2 separate regions of the Homo sapiens genome follow, and region 2 is linked to region 1. The links are chromatin contacts, found by Hi-C in ENCODE. All regions are on one chromosome and are shown on one strand. Each heading gives the region's core, a stretch centred on a gene start or an enhancer-like site at or near the end of the contact. The rest is flanking DNA. Distances are from core to core; before and after follow the strand shown. Region 1 has its middle 40 kb from the start of LINC00377. Region 2 has its middle 250 kb from the start of LINC00564.

Region 1 (7,454 bases), core at 3,512-6,011:
GGAAGCTGTGTGGAAGGAGTGTTAGGTGAGGGGAGTAGAGAGCAGCTTACTGTAGTTTCCACTCATTTTTTTCTACAAACCTGAAACAGCTCTAAACAATAACGTCTATTAATGTTTTAAAAAGTATATTATGTCCAGAAGTAGATCTTCATATATACAGTGGGGAAAGGCTGATTTTGTTACTATATAATGCCAAATGAATTGGAAAATTGTATAGAAAATAATTTTCTCTTGATCCTTAATTGCAAGGATAAACATAATCAATCCATATTAATTGTAGGTCTGAATGTACACAGGTAACCAATAAAGTTTTGAGAAGAATACACAGGAGGATATTTGTATGTCCTTAGAGAAAGGCACAAATCTTTATCTAGGACACTGAGAGCACTCAAATAAAAACCTGGAAACTAGCAAATTAGACTTCATTACTTTTAAGAAACCATGTATCCCAAAATATGAGAAAACATATTCACAATAAAGATATTTAGCAAAATATTATTATCTATAACATATAAAAATTACTATAAATATTAGTAAATATAGAAATAAAGATTTATTATAAATCATTTTCAAAAAGATTCTAGTAGAAATAGACAAACGAACAAGCATTTCACAGGAGATAATACATTACCTACTGTCATTGTTAAAATACTTTTTAATTAAATACAATATACTGGCAAAAACATTTAGCAACCAGAAAAGTTACAGAATATTGGTGAAAAGAGAATATCTGACAAACACCTTAAAAAAATCTTTGCCAGCATCTGTTAAAGATGAACATCTGAATACCCTATGATACAGAAATTCCATTTTTAGGTTTAAACCCAGCAGAAACACATAAATATGTTTATTTAATGGCCTTTAGTTAGCTGCTGTTACCAGCTCTATTCATCATAGCCCCAAATTGAAAACTCATAAATTATCAGCATAATGTATATATAATATTTCATATATTTATAGAGTGAAATGCTATATAACATTCATTTTTAATGGAGTGATATCACTCTTAATAGTTTTGGGGATCACAAAATATTTTATACTCTTTTTATGTAGAAAGTGTGTATATATATATTTTAAGTGTATATATATATATTTACACACACACACAAACACACTATGTATATATATATTCACACATATACACACAGTCTCATATATTGAATTCTTCTATTATTAGGGAATAGAGTTTTTAGCTGAATTAAAAATAATATTGTTATTGACCATATCTTAGGCCATACTAAAATAATTCTATAAATTATAAAAATGAAAATCATATAAAAATATTGGAGCAAAATGCAATAAAATCAGAAATTAAACACAACTGAAAAAAAAGCCCCCATCCACATGGCAAAAAGAAAACATGCCTTTATACTATGTTTCTGCCTAAGAGAGACACAAGTATATATAATTGCAAAACATCAAAAATAGCAGTAAAGATAGTCCAACATACTAGAATCTCTGTAATCAATCTGGAAAAATCCACTGAGGAAAATCCATAAACTTCACTTCCCAAATAAAGAAGAAAAACAAGTGAATTAAATTTCAATCTAAAAAATCTATGACAAGTACAGCACAGTGTATTACAATATATTGAATAAATAAAAAAATACGAAGCCACCAAAATGTGGGAGTAATAATAAAAAGTTATATATATCTATATATGTATATATAAAGTGCTATCAAAAATAAATTTTAAAAGTTGGAAATTGACAGGCAATACTTTGTGCTATTCTTTTAAAGTTGCTTCTCACCCCTTTCTTAATCCATATCAATCACTGATATGTTCTCCATATCTCTGATTTTGTTATTTTGAAAATGTTATACAAATGAAGCCACACAACTTTTTAAGATTAACTTTTGTTCACCCAAGATAATGTTCTTGAGATCCATCCAAGTTGTTACATGTATTAATCGTGTGTTACTGCATATGTTTGGGTATTATTATTATTATTTTTTTATTTTGAGACAGTCTTGTTCTGTCGCCAGGCTGGAGTGCAGTGTCACGATCTCAGCTCACTGCAACCTCTGCCTCCCAGGCTCAAGTGATTCCCCTGCCCCAGCCTCCCCACTAGCTGGGACTATAGGCACGCACCACCACGCCTGGCTAATTGTTTGTATTTTAGTAGAGACGAGGTTTCACCACGTTGGCCAGGATGGTCTCGATCTCCTGACCTAGTGATCGGCCTGCCTCAGCCTCCCAAAGTGCTGGGATTACAGGCGTGAGCCACTGCGCCCGGCCCTGGTTATTATTAAATTGGATGGATATTGAATAGATATACCAGAGTTTAACAATTTATTTATTGAAGGATATTTGTGTTTTTAGGAGAGAAAAAATAATATTATTTTTTCACTCAACTCAAGGTTTACTGCTGAGATGTCTATAACAAAAGATAAATTAATGACAGAAAAATATACACATTTATTTAATATGTGTTATGTAACACAGGTACATTCAAAAATGAAGACCCAAAGAAACGGAAAACCCCACGCATTTTTATGTTAAGTTTGATGAAGGGTAGACAGTCATGTAGAAGTACGATTGCACAATGGGGATCTGATCTAATGGTCATAAACTAAGTTCTAGGAATTTTGTAAGGCCTGTATATTCAGATTCTTCTTGGCGTCTCTGTGTCTTCTAGGATATGGATGTTACTTTTTCTCCAAGCATAGGGAAAGTGCCTCTGAAATAAAGATTTTATGACTTGCTTCAGGAAAGAAGAGCAAGAGGAAGGTGACGGTGATCTTCCTGAATCTGCTGTTTTCTCAAATGCCCAGGTACCATATTTTGGTGTAACGTCCCCATCACATCATTGTCACCAGTTTTGGGATATTACAAATAAGATTTGTAATGAATATTCATAAGCAGATTTTTTTTTTTTTTTTGAGACGGACTTTCGCTCTTGTTGCCCAGGCTGAAGTGCAATGGCACGATCTCGGCTCACTGCAACCTCTGCCTCCCAGGTTTAATTGATTCTCCTGCCTCTGCCTCCTGAGTAGCTGGGATTAAAGGTATGTGCACACACACCCAGCTAATTTTGTATTTTTAGTGGAGATGGGGTTTCACCATTTGGTCAGGCTGGTCTTGAACTCCTAACTGCAGGTGATCCATCCGCCTGGGCCTACCAAAGTGCTGGGATTACAGCCATGAGCCACTGCGCCTGGCCACATGAGCAGAATTTTGTGTGGAAATAAGTTTTCATTTCTTTGAGATCAGTTATGTATTTGTTCTGTTTCTTTTTCCAACTTTTTAAAAAATTTCAGCTGGAATAACTTTTAACTAATTGTCTTCAAATTCAATGATTCTTTTCTCTGCTGTGTTCAATTTGCTGATAACCCACTGAGGACATTCTCATTTCTTACACATATGTATGCGTGTGTGTATGTTTGTGTGTGTGCGTGCATGCGTTTTCATTAATCTCATTTTTATAGTTTCCATTTCTGTGTATTATAATATTCTATCTCTGGTTATGCATATTTGATACCTTTTCCACTAGATTCTTTATAATGCAAAAGTTATTTATAAATATTTTTTTCCCTAGTAATTCCAACATTTGGGCCCTTTATGTATCTTCTTCTTTTGATATCTATTGAATGTGGATGATTTATATTCATGGTGTGTATGTGTGTATACATTTCTTTATTGGATTACAGACATATTATGTATATAAACAATAAAAATTGAGATAAATAATCTTTGTGCCCAGTAATAGACATGCCTTTTCTTTTTTAAATTGTTAAAGGTTATGTCAAAAAGACTCAGGTGTCATATTGAAGAGGCTGCCACTGGGCAAACATGATACAATTTGAGCTCCAAAAGTGGTAATATGTAAGACTAAATTAAATTCATCAAATATGTTTAAAGTCATAATTTCTTAATAATAATAATTAGACAATTTTAGGAAAATAATAGGGAAGCAAATCATTATCCTTAAAATAAGATATAAAAGGAAAAGATTTATCCTGTCCTTCCAAAGGAGTTATATTACTATGAAACCAAATAGTAGTTGCTATGGTCTGAATACTCATGTCTCCCCAAAATCTCTGTTTTGAAATCCTCACTCCCAAGTTGGATGGTTTCAGGAGGTGGAGCCTTTGGGCAATGATTAAGTAATAGGTTGGGCCCCTCGTGAGTAAGATTCATGCCCTTATAAGAGGTCTGAGAGACATTCCTCATCCCTTCCACCATGTAAGGACACAGAAACAAGGCACTGTCTATGAGCCAGGAATTGGGCTCTGACCAGACACTGAATCTGCCTTGGCCATGGACATTCCAGCTTCCAGAAGTAAGAGAAATAAATTTCTAGTTTGTGGTTATTTGTTATAGTGGCCCAAGTGGACTCAGGCAGTAATTGAACCGTGTTTTTACCTTTAATTTGGCTATTGCCATTTGCTACTCACTAGGCAGCAGCAATTGATTTAGTCATGGAAGGTCAACCACTGATTATACCACAAGACGTGCTTCTTGATAAAACAAGACAATACCTATAGTCTTGCCAAAGGAATTGAAAATGAATCTGAGGAAAACTCTGGGGCCAACTGGCAATTTGCAAAAAGTATAAATGACAGAGGAACATCCTGAAATGAGTATGCAATCAGCAAAATCCAGACTGCAGAAAAACCTAAATGTCAAACATCACATGATTTTCAACAAATAAGTTACAAGGAAATAAAAAGGACAGAAGGGAATCTGTAAATTAGAAAAGACTGAAACATAAAATTAAAATAAAGTTGGCAAGACTAAACTGTTATTTGGGAAGCACACCTGGAGGATAAAACGTTGATAATATGAAAGGAAATGACTAATATAAGAGTCAGGATGCTGGCTAATCTTGAGGGAAAGGGTGGTTTTGAGACTGAATCTGAGCCCATGAGGAGCCTCTACTGTTTGTGGCTTTGTTATATTTCTTGGATTTTGTAGTTTTTACCTTATTAAAATTTATAAGAATTTACTAAGCCATGTGACTGCTGTTTACAGTTTTCTTCCATCTGTATTCTATTTTACATTTAAAGAGGCTTTTTAAAAAGACAGAGAAGATCATTTTACATATTAATCCTTAATAATTCAGAAGGGCACAATGAAACTGCACTGAGATACTAATAGAAAATAAAAACAAACACGTTTTTCTTTTTCTTTTTTTTTGAGACCGAGTCTCACTCTGTCGCCCAGGCTGGAGTGCAGTGGCATGATCTCGGTTCACTGCAACCTCCGCCTCCTGGGTTCAAGCAATTCTCCTGCCTCAGCCTCCTGAGTAGCTGGGATTACAGGTAGGTGCCACCATGCCTGGCTAATTTTTGTATTTTTATAGATAACACGGTTTCACCATGCTGGCCAGGCTGGTCTCAAACTACTGACCTCAGTTGACCCTCCCGCTTCAGCCTCCCAAAGTGGTGTAATTACTGGTGTGAGCCATCGCTCCTGGCCTACATTTTTCTTTATGTGAAAAGAATCAAAGAACATCAATGTACTCTTTCTTGTTAATAGTTTCCAAAAAGTCATTTATTTGATGACTGGGTAGATCCCATTATTTAATTATTTTGAAAAGTACATATTTTATTTTATTCATGAGTCATGGTCATTTTAAGAGTTTGGATTTCACCTGAACAGAATTGTGGTTTATTTTAACATTCAATGAAATAATAGATCAATTCAACAAACTACACATTTCACACTTGCTTTGAGATAAATTGACCTTCACCGAATTAGCTTCTCTTCACAAGGTAACCTATATAAAAAATGCCAATTTGCATGAAGACCTTTTAAAAGACAGCAGGGGTTCAGTACAAGCTACTGAGAGTTTTCTTGTTCTCTAACAGAAATTCACTCAAGAATAATGAAAAGTGACTTTTTCATGCACCTTCCTTTATTTTCGTGCCTGAAATCACAGATTGTACACAAAGGGAATGTGCTAAGCTGAACATAGGCAAGAAACAGCAATGGCAGCAACAACAAAAGTTAGTGATGCATTGAAATCTATATATCGTTATGTAGTCCCTCCCCATATATATATACAGACATAGAAGGGACTACATAACGATATATAGATTGTATATATGTATATATATATATAGAGAGAGAGAGAGAGACAGATTTCTCTCTATTTCTTGATTATATATTATATAATATATAATATGCTATATTATATATTACATAATATGTAACATTCTATTTCTTGATTATATATTACATATATATATAATCAGCAAACTGCTATTCCCAGAAAAATTATTTAAGCAATACCTCTTTCACTTCCTTAAGAAAAAGCAATACTGGATTAGAAATATTTTTTAAAAATTAAACATTCTATGAAAGTGACCTGTGAATGCACAATCAGTGCTTTTTGCTCTTGTTATACATGCAAAGAGGTATGGAGAGTGCCAGTAGGTTTTAATGTATTTACAGCATTGAACATAAAGGTCAATCATCTAAAAAGAAAAAGGCATCAGCAGTTAGAAACTGCATTCCAATGCATAGATTTGCAGCCAAAGAATTTTATTATTAATGAGACACAAAGAGAGCAAATAATTTTCAGATGCAATTTATGAAGATTAGATATCATCTGTATAACAGAAAGAAGCAAAGATCAATATATTCACATTTTACTTGTTTTGCTGCTAAGCATGTCTGTCGATTTATTTTTGTAAATATTGTCTTTTTATTGTTATTACTTCTATGATCTACATTAACAAGGTTAGTAAAAAATCTTCCTGTCGATGGCGACTTTACTATAATATATATATATATGTAATTTTTTTTGAGACGCAGTCTTACTCTGCTGCCAGGCTGGAGTGCAATGGCACAATCTCGGCTCACTGCAACCTCCACCTGCCGGGTTCAAGCAATTCTTCTGCCTCAGCCTCCCGAGTAGCTGGGACTACAGGCACGTGCCACCATGCCCGGCTAATTTTTCATATTTTTAGTAGAGAGGGGGTTTCACCTTGCTGGCCATGCTGGTCTCAAACTCCTGACCTCGTGATCTGCCTGCCTTGGCCTCCCAAAGTGCTGGGATTACAGGCATGAGCCACCGCGCCCGGCCCTTTACACTATTTACTTACCATAATTTTTACATTCTAAGTATGAAGAATTCATTCTAGTTGAATTTTTCCCCCACTGGGTGTTAGATTCTTAGTTTTCCTCTAGATGGCGGAGTAGTATTCTAAATGTAAAAGATGTCCTTTGTGATAAACATTTTAAACATTTATGTTGTATTTGCCAGCCTGGTTGAAAAATATTTTTCCCCTTTTCTGCAGTTAAAACAGAGTACATTCATGTGGTATATTTTGAAATTGGCATATACAATGAAATAAGGAACAAGTAAGTGCAATATTTTTAAAGTTAATTAAGTGATAGCATATGGAAAAGTGTAGTAATGTTTGATATATTTACATTCACCAAATAACCTATAAACAGTCCAAGAGGCTTTAACATACCATATCTTACCCTCAAGAGTATTGCT
Region 2 (7,454 bases), core at 2,979-5,478, 410 kb after region 1:
TTAAAAAAAACTATTGCAATAAAACTTTCTATAATTAAATTAAGAAAATTCATAAACCTTTAGGCATACTAAATAAGAGAGGAAGAGAGTGACCCAAATAAATAAAATCAAAGATGAAAAAGTAGACATTACAGCTGTTACAGCAGAAATTCAAAGGATCATTAATGGCTGCTATAAACAACTATATGCCAATAAATTGGAAAATGAAGAAGAAATGGATACATTTCTAGACACCTACAACCTACCAAGAATGAACCATGAAGAAATCCGGAACCTGAACACACCAATAACAGGTAACAAGATCCCATAATAAAAACTATCCCTGTAAAGAAAAACCCAGGACCTTATGTCTTCACTGCTAAACTCTACCAAACATTTAAAAAAGAATAGAAATCCTACTCAAACTGTTCCAAAACGTAGAGAAGAAAGAAATACTTCCAAACTCATTCTACAAAGCCAGTATTACCTTGATACCAAAACCAAAGACACATCAAAAAAATAAAATTACAGATAAATATCTCTGATGAATGTTAATGCAGAAATCCTCCACAAGATACTAGCAAACCAAATTCAACAATGCATTAAAAGATCATTCATCATGATGAAGTGAGATTTAACCCAGAAATGCAAGAGTGGTTCAACATATGCAAATCAGTCAATATGATACATCATATCAACAGAAGAAAAAACAAACACTATAGGATCATTTCAATTGATGCTGAAAAAGCATTTAATAAAATTCAATCTCGCTGCATGATAAAATCTCCCAAAAAACTGGGCATAGAAGGAGCATATTTCAACATAATAAAAGCCATAGCCATATATGACAGACCCATAGTTAGTATCATTCTGAATGGTGAAAAACTAAAAGCCTTTCCTCTTAGATCTGGAACATGACAAGGATGCCCACTTTCACTACTGTTATTCAACAAAGTACTGGAAGCCCTAGCTAGAGCAGACAAGAGAAGGAAATAAAGGTCATGTGAATTGGAAAGGAAGAAATAACATTATCATTGTTTGCAGATGGTATGATCTGATATATGTTGAAACCTAAAGACTCCACCAGAAAAACTATTAGGACTGATATACAAATTTAGTAAAGTTGCAGGATTCAAGACCAACATACAAAAATCAGTAGCATTTATATATCCCAATAGTGAACCATTTGAAATAGAAATTTTAATATGTAATCCTATTTGCAATAGCCAAACATAAAATTAAATACCTAGGAATAAACTTAACCAAACAATCAAAAGACCTGTGCAGTGAAAACTATAAACACTAATGAAAAAAAATTGAAGAATGCCCCAAAAATTGAAAGATAGTCCATGTTAATGGATTGGAAGAATCAATATTGTTAAAATGTTCTTACTACCCAAAGCAATCTACAGATTCAATGCAATTCCTATCAAAATACCAATCACATTTTTTCACAGAAATAGAAAAAAAATACCAACATTTATATGGAACCATAAAAGGCCCAGAATAGCCAAAGCTATCATGAGCAACAAAACTGGAGGAAATCCATTACCTGACTTCAAAATATACTACAGAGCTGCAATAACCAAATCAGCATGGTATTGGCATAAAAACAGACACATAGATCAGTGGAACAGAGCAGAGAACTCAGGAACAAAGTCACACATGTACAGTGAACTCAATTTTGACAAAGTGCCAAGAACATACATTGGGAAAAAGACAGTCTCTTTAATAAATGGTGCTGGGAAACTGATACCCATATGCAGAAGAATGAAATTAGACCATTTCTTCTGTACCCTGTATCTTACAATATACAACAATCAAATCAAAATACATAAAGACTTAAATCTAAGACCTCAAACTATGAAACTACTACAAGAAAACATTGAGGAGACTCTCCAGGATATTGCCTTGGCAAAACGTTCTTGAGTGATACCCCAAAAGCACAGGCAACCGAAGCAAAAATGGATAAATTGACAAATGGCATTATATCAAGTTAAGAAGCTTCTGCATGGCAAAGGGAATAATCAACAAAGTGAAGAGGCAACCCATAGAATGGGAGAAAATATTTGTGAACTACCCATCTGAAATGATTAATAACCAGAATATGTAAGGAGGGCAAACACTCTATAGGGAAAAATTTAATAATCTGATTTAAAAATGGGCAAAATATTTGAATAAACCTTTCTCAAAATAAGACATACAAATGGAAAAAAAGCAGGCATATGAAAAGGTGCTTAATATTATTGACGATCAGAGAAATGCAAATTAAAACTAAAATGATATATCATCTCACCCCGTTTAAAATGGCTTTAACCCAAAAGTGAGGCAATAACAAATGCTGGCAAGGATGTGGATTAAAGTGAATGCTTGTACACTGTTAGTGGGAATGTAAATTAGTATAACCACTATGTAAGACAGTTTGGAGGTTACTAAAAATAGAACTACTATATGATCCAGCAATCTCATTACTGGGTATATTCCCAAAAGAAAAGAAATCAGTATATCAAAGGTAATCTTAAAACATTTCTAGGATACCTGCACTCCTATATTTGCTGCGGCACTGCTCACAATAGCCAAGATTTGGAAGCAAACTAAGTGTCCATCAACAGATGAATGGATAAAGAAAATGTAGTACTGATACACAATAGAGTACTATTCAGCCAGAAGAAAAGAAAGTGATTCTATCATTTGCAACAACATAGATGGAATGGGAGGACATTGAAATAAGTCAGACACAGAAAGAAAAACATTGTATGTTTTCACTTGTTTGTGACATCAAAAAATAGCAACAATTAAACTAATGGAAATAGATAATAGAAGGATGGTTACCAGAGACTGGCAAGGGTAATGGGGGAGTGGGTGGGAGGTGGGGATGGTTAATGGGTACAAAAAATAGAAAGAAAGGAAAAAACCTAATATTTGATAGCACAACGGGCCACTGTAGTCAACAATCAGTTAAAATACATTTAAAAATAAATAAAATAGTCCAATTGAATTGTTTGTAACACAAAGAATAAATGCTTGAGGGGATGAATATCCAATTTTCCATGATGTGATTATTATGTATTGCATACCTGTACCCAAATATCTCATACATTCCATAAATATCTATACCTATTATGTACCCACAAAAATTTAAAATTAAAATAAAAAGATATTAGATAAGAATTTACTTGAAACTAAAGACACAGAGAAGTGAAGGCACATTTATTTCATCAACCCCAATAAGAAAATCTTTCAAACACCTACAGTATTTTGCCTCCTCCTTGCCTCCAATCCTTAATATATTTGACATAGCAACTTCACTATTTGGTACACTTACATTTATGTTCTTCTTCAGTTTCTTGCCTGCCCATTTGCTTCTCTTGTTTCCTTGATATTTCCCCACTTGATAACATACCCTGATACTAGCTATTGAACAACACCAGCATTTGATTTTTAAGAGTTAATATAAGTAAAAACTTTGGATTATTAAATAAATATTTCTTGTATTAGTACAGCAATTGTTTACTATATACTTCTGTAAGTGTGAAAGATAATGATTCTTCTCTTTCCTCTTTGTAAATGCTAGTCAATGGAATGACTTTGAATTTGAGATCCTTACCCATATCTCAGAAATCAAGATTGCTTGAAGAAATTATCTCAACTTATCTTAGGTTATAGAAAATATAAAAAGGCTTCTTCAGAGAGTATTTATGATGTATTCTTAAGACATTTCTAGGAAATGGAAAGGAGAGCGATGGTGCTCACGCTTAGAAAACACCATTTCTTCCCGTTAGTATTTTTCAGTACTCACTCAAAAAAGGACAAATGCTCTGGCAACATGTGCTTTATTCTCTGCCTTTTAATGTTATTTATGCAATAATTAACTCATTAATTAATTTAATACCTATTGAGTACAATATCTAATGAGCTAGATAATATATATACATTTTGGAAATACAGCAATAAATATGTACTCATGTACAGGCAGGAGTATATATATAATATAAATATGTACTCATGTAGAAGGAGGAGTACATATATAGTATAAACACGTATCTAGTGATAAGTAGGAAGAAGCACTGTATAAAGCAAGGGAAAGTTGATACAGAGCAGAGGGTATGTTTATAGGGTGAGATGGCTTCACAGTATGGCTATACTGAATTAAGTTGTGGAATAAGCCAAGTACTCATACATGCCTGTATCCAGGTAGAGGGCTAAAATGCAGGCAAGAGCATACTTGACGTATTTTAGGAGGAACAATAATGTTATTGTGGCTTTAGCTAAGTAAGACGATCAGAAAATTTTTCTACCAAAGTAACTATTAAGCTGGGCAAAATTGAGAAACAACAAAATAACCCCACAAATATTTCAGTGTTCTCAAAATGGCCCAAAGGTGTATAATAATCAGAGAACTATGCATTCTTGAAAAGCTGTCAAATGTGGAGTCAGAACACAAAGAATCTATGCCTTCCCCCGCAGGCCTATTCCTATCACCACCTCCCTACCCCAGTTGGGTAGGCATGGAGCTTCTACTATGGTGAGACAGTCCATGAGGGATGGCAGCCTCCCTGCCATAGTCTAAGGAAGCTCACTTATTTTCAAGCATTGGGTGATGCAGCTTCATCCTTGATTGCAATGATGATCTCAGATAAGTAAGGAGAGCCAACAGCTTTACTAGCCTGAGGTTTCTGTCTTGGTTGCAGCAAACATATTCTTCGTTGAGTTTGCTCTCCTGTTTAGAGAAGACAGAGAAGGCCTAAGTTAACCCCACACTCCTGGAAAACCCTGAAGCTGTGCTTTTGCACACTGAGGAAGGGCAAAATAGAGCCCACTGAAAAGTACACTCCAGGGCAACCATGAAAACCCCGAAGGCACTTATTACCCACAGAGATCCATTTTCAGCTGAGGGATTTCTTGCTGGATCAAGGCATTTGAGAATAACTTCTCTCCAATCACTGACCACTAAGCTACGCATATAGAGGAGTGAACCCTAGGAAGCCCAGTTTAAAAATACTATCAAGAAAACCCCACAAACAGTAAGAAGGAACATCAGCTGCCACACAATGCAGGGAGACGTATTTCACAGAACTACACTAGGTCCTAAGTAAAGAAACAGCACACAAACCAAAAATCCAGAAGCAGCAGCAAATGTCACAGCAATATATCCAAAAGAAAGAAAATCAGTATGTTGGAGAGATATCTCCACTCCTGTGTTTATTACATCACTATTCACAATAGCCAAGATATCAACGGAAGAATGGATAATGAAAATGTGGTACATATGTACAAGGAAATAGTATTCATCCATAAAATGAATAAAATTATGTCATTTGGAATAATGTGGCTGGAACTGGAGGACATTATATTAAGTGAGATAAGCCAGACACAGAAAGACAAATATTGCATGTTCTTGCTCATATGTGGAAGCTCATGGATATAGAAAGTGTAATAATGTTTACCAGAAGCTGGGAAGAGTAGTGTGGAGAAGGGGATACAGGGGGGCTGATTAATGGGTACAAAAGTATAGTTAGTTAGAGAGTATGAATAAGATCCAGTGTTCAGTAGCACAATAGGGTGACTATAGTTAACAATAATTTATTCTATATTTCAAAATAAATAGATGAGTAGATTTGGAATATTGCCAACACAAATAAGTGATAAATATTTGATTAATTACCTGATTTGATCATTACACATTGTATCATGTATCAAAATATCACATGTACCCAATTAATATGTGGAAGTATTAAGTACCCATAAAAGTTTAAAATCAACATTAAAAACTTTGTAATTCAGAGATACCATGAAGAAAAGAAAAAGACTGGGAGAAAATATTAGCAAACCATATAACAAATCGATTATGATAAAAACAATAAATATGTGTGTAATAAATTTGTAAATACACCTGTACACAGTGGAATGGCTATAATAATACAGACACAATATCAAGTTCTGGTAAGAATGTGGAGAAACTGGAATTCTTATATATTACTGGTGAATGAAAATGGTAAATTCACTTTGGAAAACATAAACTTACCTTATGACCCAGCAACCTGTCTCCTAGAAATCAATCCTAGATAAGTGAAAGAAATACACAGAAATGCAAACATGTAGGTTTTATGGCATTTTTATTCACAATAACTTAACCTTGAAAAACCCTAAATGTAGAATCATCCAAATGGGACACATGCACACAATGGAATTTATTCAGCAATGAAAAAAAATGAACTATGAATACATGCTACATCACAGGTGAGCCTCAAAAATATCATGCTGGGCGAATGAATCTAGACTCCAAAGACCACATATTATATAATTGTGTTCATATAAAATATATATAAAGGGCAAACATATAGACGCAGAAACCCGATTAGCAGTTGCCTAGGATGAGGGGTATAGGACTTGTGTACATAATAACACAAAGTAATTTTGGAGGTAAAATAAATTTTTGGAAGCTGCATTGTGGTAATGATCACAGGACTCTATGGATTTACCAAAGCATCATTATATACTGACAGTGTTTGATGTTTGTCATACGTAAATTTATGCCTTAATGAAGAAAGCTTTAAAAATAAAGAATGAAAGAAAGAAAGCCATCTGGAGCAAAGTAAGCAAGTGGAGAAGGGCAATGTATTAATTTACAATAAACAATAGAATTGATGCTTTGGGAGAAATATATGTATTGACATGACCAACATATTATTTCCCTATAAAGTTACCTGTAAAATCAAATAAAATAAGATCATCAATTTATTAATTTTTAATGAAAAATGTTCTAAGAAATGGTATAATTGAGTATGCACAGATAGACCATTCTATCCTGATAGACACAACTGAACCATGGGAAGATAAATAAAAGGTGAGGATTGTTTAGTGGCATGGTTTAAACAAGAGTAGTCATGTTTAAATAGGTAATGACATCATGCTAGGACAGGTTTATAAATTTATCTCACAATGACAGTAATTCTAGAAATGTGATTAGCATACTTCAAGTTGATTAGCTACAATTTAGTATAGCATTACCACAATGATATCTAAATACTTGAAATCTATTGTCTAAATTAGCATTATGCAACAGAAGTTTCTGTGATGACAGAAGTGTTCTCTGTTCTGTCTAGTATTGTAACCACTAAGGACTGGTGGTTGTTGAGCATTCAGAATCTGGGTAGTGTAGCTAATTAAATTTTTAATTTAAGTAAATTTGAATTAACTTAAAATTAAATTTTAATAGGAACATATGATTAGTTGCTACAGTATTGAAATACAAAGTTCTAAGACTTCCTTTTTTGCACAGGGTTTTTATGCAACACAAATAAAGGGATAGTTTATCCTTTAATGGTAATAATACTGTTCTTCATTGATGAATTATTTCTTAGAAATATTGCCCATACATTTATTAAAGTTACAGTCAAATGTAACCAGCTTAAAAGTTCATTTTGTAAGTGTCTGTTATGATCAGTCAGATGTTGTAGTTGTTGTTTAATACT

Evidence for each region. Hi-C counts contacts between places; a loop is a spot of excess contacts on that map. Pooled maps may share reads with other maps.
Region 2: a loop to region 1 is called in a map of MCF 10A, with 5 times the contacts of the local background. The contact joins two enhancer-like sites. A Hi-C loop is called at or near these places in 4 of 168 maps with a recorded cell type or tissue (Caco-2, MCF 10A, PC-3 and 1 more), 2 of 37 single-sample maps with no recorded cell type and 5 of 50 pooled maps.

Annotation. Positions count from the first base shown.
Region 1 is chr13:81,054,275-81,061,728 of GRCh38, forward strand. No RefSeq gene overlaps it. Among named protein-coding and RNA genes, the nearest start is that of LINC00377, 40 kb to the left of the region's middle. Within about 2 kb of position 4,762, at least 2 of the 41 ENCODE cell types and tissues checked have a DNase peak (open chromatin) inside an H3K27ac peak, as active enhancers do; they include mammary epithelial cell, where a contact is called at or near this core.
Region 2 is chr13:81,469,228-81,476,681 of GRCh38, forward strand. No RefSeq gene overlaps it. Among named protein-coding and RNA genes, the nearest start is that of LINC00564, 250 kb to the left of the region's middle. Within about 2 kb of position 4,229, at least 2 of the 41 ENCODE cell types and tissues checked have a DNase peak (open chromatin) inside an H3K27ac peak, as active enhancers do; they include mammary epithelial cell, where a contact is called at or near this core.